Linked DNA regions of Homo sapiens: region 2 is linked to region 1. Evidence: read pairs that join two places in POLR2A ChIA-PET (ENCODE). Cell type or tissue: OCI-LY7. All regions are shown on one strand. Each heading gives the region's core, and the rest is flanking DNA. Links, peaks and the distances in the headings are about the cores only. Region 1 overlaps BMP2K (BMP2 inducible kinase). Region 2 overlaps FRAS1 (Fraser extracellular matrix complex subunit 1).

Evidence for each region. Peaks named below come from ENCODE experiments on the same cell type or tissue, not always from the same donor. Only the 100,000 strongest peaks of a DNase experiment are listed, where the experiment ranks them.
Region 2: POLR2A ChIA-PET joins it to region 1 with 6 read pairs; 2 of 35 experiments call an interaction of 5 or more read pairs at or near these places.

What each region holds. Positions count from the first base shown.
Region 1 is chr4:78,874,958-78,879,363 of GRCh38, reverse strand. BMP2K (BMP2 inducible kinase) reads right to left here. Exons shown (of 16, transcript NM_198892.2): 14 at 473-630. Among named protein-coding and RNA genes, the nearest start is that of PAQR3, 62 kb to the left of the region's middle. In OCI-LY7, for the core only: no CTCF peak of the experiment used is centred there; a DNase peak (open chromatin) is centred at 2,443.
Region 2 is chr4:78,228,813-78,233,218 of GRCh38, reverse strand. The region is part of intron 2 of FRAS1 (Fraser extracellular matrix complex subunit 1); the gene reads right to left. Among named protein-coding and RNA genes, the nearest start is that of SNORD161, 58 kb to the left of the region's middle. In OCI-LY7, for the core only: no CTCF peak of the experiment used is centred there; no DNase peak of the experiment used is centred there.

The DNA of each region.
Region 1 (4,406 bases), core at 92-4,091:
CATTAAAAGGACATTACAAAACATTAACATAATGTAGTAGCCCATGTTTTCTTTCAGGCATTTTCAAAGGGCATCTCAGACCCACAATATTTTCTATTGAGTGTGCAGAAAAACAGAGCTGCAAAATCATTAGTAAGGCAAAATAATAAAATGTCTCCCTTTTTATTGAAACATCAATTTTCCATGTTTTAGAGATATTCTGAATTTAACATTCATAGATATGCAATATTTAAGTTTTAGGATATTAGCATACTATCAGCAATATTGGGTTTAATAGCTACTATCAAGCAACTGATTTCTAATGCACACAACATAATTTGATAGTATATGTATAAGAAGATGGCCTGAATTTTGCCCTCAAATGCACAAAAAGAATTTTCCATACACATTCTCAAAAGTCTTTGGCCTTGCTGAATAATAATAGAGCTGTTATTTTACTGTGAAGCAAAATAAGCCTTCAAGTGTCCCTTACTTGATCTTAGAAGGTCAAATTCTCTGTCCAATAGTTCCTCTTCTGTTAACTTAGAGAAATTATCCTCTCCAAAAGGATTCCACCCTGACATATCAGGTGGATTGCTGATGTTCTTCTGATTTGTGAAATTTGCAATGGCCTCTTTATCAGCAACTGACCTATAGTAATAATTGAGTAAGAAAAAAGAAGATGGAAAGAAAAATTAAAATAAATAAAAATTTACAATGCCCTACTTTATACTTTATAAATACTTAGAAAACCAAATCATTTCCTTATGACAGAGATGACAGACAAGGGCATGAGATGGAGAGGGAGAACATATGGGATCTAGATCACCTCCATAAGGTATACTAGCTCCATAATCACCTACATAAGGTACCCTAGCTGTGTACCCTTGGGCAAGTTCCTTAACTTCTCTGCCTCAACTTCATCTGTAAAAAGGAGTAATAGTATCCACCTCATAGGGTTGCTGAGAAGATTAAATAATTTAATACACGTAAAGCAAAGAGAACAATATCTAGTAAAAATAATAAATATTAACTGTTATTATCATAGTAAACAAGACTTAAAGTAAAAAATCAGTCACCTTATCAGACAGCATCACTCTAAAATCACTACTGAACACAGTGATCAAATGCCTTGGTTATGCTGGGACACCACAGTAATTTTCCTTTTGACAAAGGCATTCCCTATATATAGCTACCAACAAAAGATGAATTGCTAGGACTGCTTTATAAATTAGCTAAAGTTAAATGAGGGTTATTTTTGCATATAATAAATTATTATAGTATTTAAAGTATCTAGAGTCTGGAGCCTGAGACCACTGGTTCTATGAAAATTATCCTACAGGGCTCTTGGCTTTTAAGAGAAGATGAGAATATAAAGATTTCTTAACCCAAGAATCCCTGTGTACCTCTCCCTCAACCCAGCCTGGAAATATAGTCATATACCACATAATGACCTTTCACTCACCAATGGACCATACATATGATGGTGGTTCCATAAGATTAAAATAGAGCTGAAAAATTCCTATCACCTAGTGATATCGTAGCCATTGTAACACCATAGCACAACAGCTTACTCATGTGTTTGTGGTGATGCTGATTTGAACACACCTACTGGGCTGCCAGTTGTATAAAAGTATAGCAATACAATTGTGTACAGTGCATATTTGATAATGACTGTATTACTGCTTTATGTATTTACTGTACCATATTTTTGAGTTATGTTCAAGTATACTCCTACTTATTTTATTTAAAGTCGACTGTAAAACAGCCTCAGGCAGGTCCTTTAGGAGGTATTCCAGGAGAAGGTATTGTTATCATAGGAGATGACAGCTCCATGCCTGTTATTGCCCCTAAAGAACTTGCAGTGAGACAAGATGTGGAGGTGGAAGACAGTGATATTGACAATCCACATCTTGTGTAGGCCCGGGCTGATGTGTGTGTTTGTGTCTTAGTTTTCAACAAAAAAGTATAAAAAGAAAAGTTAAAAAAGAAAAAACTTATAGAATAAGAATATAAAGAAAATATTTTTGTACAGTTGTACATGTTTGTGTTTTGTGTTATAACCAAAGAGTCAAAATGTTTTTAAATTTTCAAAGTTTATAAAGTAAAAAAGTCACAGTAAACTAAGGTTAATTTATTATTGAAGAAGAAAAAAATTTTATATAAATTTAGTGTGTTCTAAGAATGCAGTGTTTATAAAGTCAAGTCTATAATAGTGTACAGTAATGTCCTAGGCCTTCACGTTCACTCACGACTCACTCATTGACCCACCCAGAAAAACTTCCAGTCCTCTAAGCTCCATTCATGGTAAGTGCCCTATACAGATGTACCATTTTTAATCCTTTATACAATATTTTTATTTTACCTTTTCTATGTTTAGATACAAAAATACTTACCATTCTGTTACAATTGTCTATAGTACTAAATATAGTAACATGCTATACAGGTTTGTAGCGTAAGAGCAATAAGCTATATAATAAAGCCTAGATGTGTAGTAGGCTATACCATCTAAGTTTGTGTAAATGCACTCTATGATGTTCATACAACAATAAAATTGCCTAATGATGCAATTTCTTAGAACATGTCCCCATTGTTATGCAATGCATGACTGTATAGCATAAGAACGAGACAATGTAAGAAAGCTATTAAGTTCCTTTCATAATTCATATGCAAATCCTCTTAACAGTAGTAATGAAGGGAGAATCCTAATGTTCAAAGTAGTATCTCAATTTCACAAGTCTTAACTGATCCCCTAAATTTACCTAACCGTTGAGAGCTCATTGCCATTGCCACCAAACAGGTCTTAGAAGAGAAAAGAAAGGCAAAAGTCGTCTATTTAATCCCTTAGTCCAAGCCCCTTCAGCATATCTGAGCCAAGAATAGGATACTTAAATACTTACTGAAGGCTAGCATATAACAGAGGAAAATAAATAGTAAGTTACCTACAAGTAAATAGACTTGCTTAGTAAATAGAACTTAGGTATCTTAATTTAAAAAACAATTCAGTTTAAAGTCCATTCTGGATGCATTAACTGCCAGTCTGAGCCTGCCTCTGTGTGACAGAGTCCCATCTCTCCTTAAAACACAGATCAGATGTTTTTACCCAGAAAATTGAAGGAAAAAAAAAAACAGATCACAGTGGGTAAAACTCAAAGAGAGATGGGCATCCCCCCTCCTGTCTGTCAATCATTCCTTTTAGAACTTTCGGATTCCCTATATGAATCACCCTCTTCCTATTCCCAAAATAAATTTATGGATTCCTATTGGCAGACTGTAACTCAATAGGGTTATCACCTTAACCTAGTTTAAACAGGTATTAAAAAATGTCTACAAGTTATCTGACATTCCTCCCTTCGAAGGGTGAAACCGAATTTCACTGCCCTTGAACATGAGCTAGATCTAGTGACTCAATTCTAACAAATGAAATATGGCACAAGCAGCAGCCCATGACTGCTGAGACTAGGTCTAAAAAGACATTTCAGATTCCTCCTTGCTCTGTCTCTTGGATCACTTATTGAGGGAGAAACCAGAATCAATAATTCCTTGTTCAAAATAATTTTTGCCTTGGCAAAGAGAAAACTCAAGCAGTCTTTTGAAGAAATCCATGTGGCAGGGGACTGAAGCCTCCTGCCCAAAGCCATGTGAGTGAACTATCTTGTAAATTACATCCTTTATCACCAGCCAAGCCTTCAGAGGACAGCCGACCCAGCCTTACCAGACACAACCACCCTGTTAAGCCACCCCTAAATTTCTGATCCAAAGAAAGTATGTAAGATAATAAATGTTAACTGCTGTTTTAAACCATTAAGTTTTGAGATAATTTATTAGGCATCAACAGATAACTAATATAACAGGGCAATTATATCATAAGAAGATAACGTATGCATAGATGATGTTTATTTTAACTATTATTGGAATATAACACAGTAATACTCTCTGATATTCATACTAAAGATAAATTAACATGGTGGAAGAGTAGAAAGTTTAGCAAAAGATAGTAGAAAAGAAAAGGAAATAATTATTCCAACAAAGATAGTGACTCTTTCCCTCTGTCTAAGGAACTACTACTTGGTTTCTTATATTCTACTCAAATAGCCCTTATCCACTGAGAGACAAACATTTAACCCCAATTCTCTTCTTCCACTGACTTTGTCATAAGCAGGAACATTAGTTTAGAGCTCTTTTTAAATTGTTACAGAAGATACTATACTCAACATACAATCTGATGTTAAATAGGTATAATATTAATGAAGTAGCATTGACGTACCAAGTGTGGCTGGAGCAATGTTCCCACATGAAGTTCCACATTTCTAACCTTTAGTGGCTGAGTGTATAATTTTTTCTAACACATCCTTAAATACATAAATTTCATAGGAGTGGAGTAAAACAAGTCTTATGCACTTTCCCAGATATGCAACCCAATATTT
Region 2 (4,406 bases), core at 317-4,316, 650 kb after region 1:
TGACTCTAAGTGCCAGCCATATTTATTCTCTCCAGATGCAACATTCTTACTTCTTGAGGTGAGTTCTTCTCTGCACTTCAATTATTTTGACAGTGACCTCCAAACTTGAAAGCAGTCCATTATACTTTTAAGCAGCCCTCAGTCGCTGGACTTGGCTTACTAAACTGTAAACAGTATCTTCTAAGAACATGGAGTAGGTTATTCACTTTCATTCTTTCATTCACAAAACCATAGTTTTTCTTTATGTTAATTCAAAGTTTAAATGTATCTGGGCTTAGGAAGCCTTCCTGATATGTTTACCTATCTGTCTTCCCAGCAGACTATGACTCTTCAAACAAGGAGATCTCATTTGATTCCTCTTTGTATATCTCAAAATTCACTTAGCACAGTTTCTGTATGTTGACTGAATTAATTAATAATCAACCCTGAGTTTGTTTACCCACACAAAAATATCTATTCATAAGAATTGAGATACTCCAGATAGGTTGTGAGAGCTTGAGAAAACAATGTTTAAATGATGTCACTACAAAATCTTTATAATGTTGAATGTCATTACTACATTAATGTCAAACTATGTTTACAGAAAAATTTTCTTCATCTAGGTATTGGACCTATCAAAAATCTTCCTTGTACCAGCCAGGCACGGTGGCTCACGCCTGTAATCCCAGCACTTTGGGAGGCTGAGGCAGGCAGATCACGAGGTCAGGAGATTGAAACCATACTGGCTAACACGGTGAAACCCTGTCTCTACTAAAAACACAAAAAATTAGCTGGGCATGGTGGCGGGCGCCTGTAGTCCCAGCTACTTGGGAGGCTGAGGCAGGAGAATGGCATGAACCCGGGAGGCGGAGCTTGCAGTGAGCCGAGATCGCACCACTGCACTCCAGCCTGGAAGACAGAGTGAGACATTGTCTCAAAAAAAAAAAAAAATCTTCCTTGTATTAATATCTCTATGGAACTAAATAATGTGTTATGGTTAATTTTAAGTAAAATGAGTCCTTTACCAAGGCCTGGACAGATGGCCATGTTTTTCAGGTCTTAATCTTTACAAATCAATTATATGGTCACATAAAGTTGCTTTATGAAAGCAGGGAAGCTAGAGTTCTTCAATAGCTAGAACTTTGGATAAAGCCATAAAATCCAAAGTAATAACATTGTAAACTAAGTTTTACAGATTTTCCATGTTGCTATTGCAATTCCGACACTTTAAAATCCTCCTTTCCAATCTAACACATTCAGCAAAAGAAATACTCTTAAAATAGCTTTTCACTAGAAAATAGATTAAAGGATTAGATTATGACAAGCCTAAAAAGCAATCAAAATATCTTTGTAAACAGCTTTTAATATTTTTAATAATATATGAATAAAATGTTCTTGCAAATAATATAATGCCTCCATCCCCAAATACTTCAAAGTAATAGCAAGGTGCTTTAAAAAAAAAACAACTTGTTTCACTTGGGAAAGTATTTACTGAATATTTGATTAATGCTAATAATAAACAATAAATATATCTTTAATAAGTGCTCAAATTTCTGGGGGGGATTATTTATAGAATTCTAAAGAGCAGTATATCAACTGTCAACATAAATTTTCTTTCATCTAAATGGTGTAATAACCCTACTTTAATTATTGATTAATTCATCTCATTTTAAATTCCCTTGGCTTCTTAGACCAAAAGTGAGAAAGAAAGAATAAAGCTCCCCAAAAGCTGTGTTTTCAAGTTACAAAACAGTATGTAGATATAATATTTTTGTAATAAAAATATATCTATGTGCATAGAAACAAACTGTGGAATTATATAAACCAGTAAGTGAGGGGTAGATAATTCTGTGTGTGAGTTCCAGATGATTTTTTGTTTTCCTTTATCCTTATCTGTATTTTCCGTTTTTCAACAACAAAGATATATAATTTATATATATATATAATTTATGTGATCTTTTGAAGTTACTTTTAAAATATAAGGTGCCCAGGCACAGTGGCTCACGCCTGTAATCCCAGCACTTTGGGAGACCAAGGAGGGTGAATCACGAGGTCAGGAGTTTGAGACCAGCCTGGCCAACATGGTGAAGCCCCATCGCTACTAAAAATAGAAAAAAAATTGCTGGGCATGGTGGCAGGCGCCTGTAATCCCAGCTACTCAAGAGGCTGAGGCAGGAGAATCGTTTGAACCCGGGAGGCGGAGGTTGCAGTGAGCCGAGTTCGTGCCACTGCACTCCAGCACCGGCAACAGTGTGAGACTCCGTCTCAAAAAAATAATAACAATAAAATAAAATATAAGGTAAAAAAACAAAAAATGTTATGCTTTTTCCCCAGTCTACTATATGTAGATAGACCCTGGACTACAGAGTTGAAATGTCATGGGGGAGGGAATTTAAATAAAAAGCACTTAGCAAATACATAACAGTAGCAATTTATCTAAATTTCCTGAGCTATCCCCAAACCTTCTTGTACTCAGTAAAATTTTTAAAAATTAACAGTGTTTCCTACTTGCCCTTCAAAGCAGCGAACAGGACGCAATATTCAATTAAGTCTCATGTCTTCATTTCTGGAGGTTCATTTTCCTGACAAGTCTGGTTTTCAGGAAAGATAATCTATAAAAAAGGATTCTTTGACCCAGCTCCCATTCGGACACAGAAATAATGGTCCTTGTTTGTCAGGGAACCATGAAGAAACGAATCAATAACTTTCATAAGGTTATTTTAGAGTGCAATTCTTTCCCCAAGTGCCCTTCTTCAGACAGCTTAGATAAACAATACCTTTTCTATTGGTTCTCAATTTAAAGTTCATGTAAAGCTCCTCATCCTGTCCCAAATAAAAAGGAGCAGAGGACACTTACCGCTAAGAAAAGATGTGAGACTTTGTATTTACATTAAATTATCTCCTTTCAGGAGGAGCAAATACAGGTTAATTAAAAAACAAAATTGTGATCCACTTCCTGTTTGAGACCTATTTCAAAGGCTTGTTTCATATAATACCCCCTTAAGGAGTTTCTTGTTTTACACATCAAAAACCTAAGCAGTTTCCCATTTCAGCATCCTGGCATGATTAGCTTGTACCTGATCTCCTCCTCCAGCTGTCTTAAAATGATAAACCTGAAGACATAGCTATAAGAGTATCAACTTGTATACAGAAACAACAGCATGAATCACAGATGAAAAGATTGCTGCTAATTATAGCTTAAAAATGTCTTTGTGCAAGAGACCCTCAACAACATAGTAAGTTAGCATCATGCTTTGGTACAGAAGTCTTAGAATAGTGTGGTGCCAAGGGTGGAGGTAGGGAGACGGAAAGAAAGGGACAAGCTGCCTCCAAGTGCTTCCCAGGTCCTCCACATACTCATGATGGTACAACTTCTCACAGCGTCCTGTGAAACTGACATCATGACTCTGATTTTATAAATGAGGGAATAAGGTGTGAAAAGGCAGAGTGAATTGTCCAGAGCTCAGCTATTAGGAGCTAATAGGAGCGGCTAGATCTGGGATTCAAACCCTGACTTTTTTTTTTTTTATTCTGTGCTGTTATCATATAATATCAATAACAATGCCTTATATTGTACAGCAGTCTTACCATTTCAAATCTCTCTTACTTCTACTCTCTGACTTTAACAGACTACCCAGGCAGGACACACTAGGGCAGTGCTGCCTACATTTACAGATAAAGGGACTGTGAAGCTTAAGGGACTTACTTGCCCAATATGTTTGCATGCCTGCAACAGCATACTCCCACCCTTCTTAATCTAACTTCCACACATCCTCCAGGTCTCAGCTGAAATATCACTTCCTCAGATTAGCCTTTTCTGCCTCCTTAACCAAGTAAATATTCCACTACCTCATGTCTCAAAGCTCCACCTGCTTCCACAAAGCCAGGCTTAGTCCTCTAAGTTTTGTTTTACAAAGAAAAAAAAAAAAAAAACAAGGACAAAGAGGGCACCTCTGGGTCCCAAATTCTTTGGCATTTTCACCTTTTTATTTCTTCCTAAAACCTTTGAGATAGATTTTATCATCTCCATTTTACAGATAAGGAAACCAAAGTTCAGAGAGGTTAAGTAATGTCCCAAAGTTTGTAACTGATGGTATTAATGCCTATATTTCAACCAGTGTCCATCTGATTTCAAAGCTTATGTTTTTCCCACCAAACCCACCTCCATACCCACAGGCTTGGTTTATGAACATAGGTCATATACCACACTAAGTCAGGTAGCAATGCTAAAATGGTACAATAGGCAAACTTGAGTTCAAACACAAGTTCATTTACTTCTTAGCTTTAGGACTCCGCACAAATCTCTTAGCTTTTCTGAGTCTCTGTTTCCTAATATGCAAACTAAGGATAAGATTGGACTCAATCAGGTGACAGTAAAGATGAAATAAGTTAATGTACTTGTATTACCACAGTGACTTGTCCTTAGA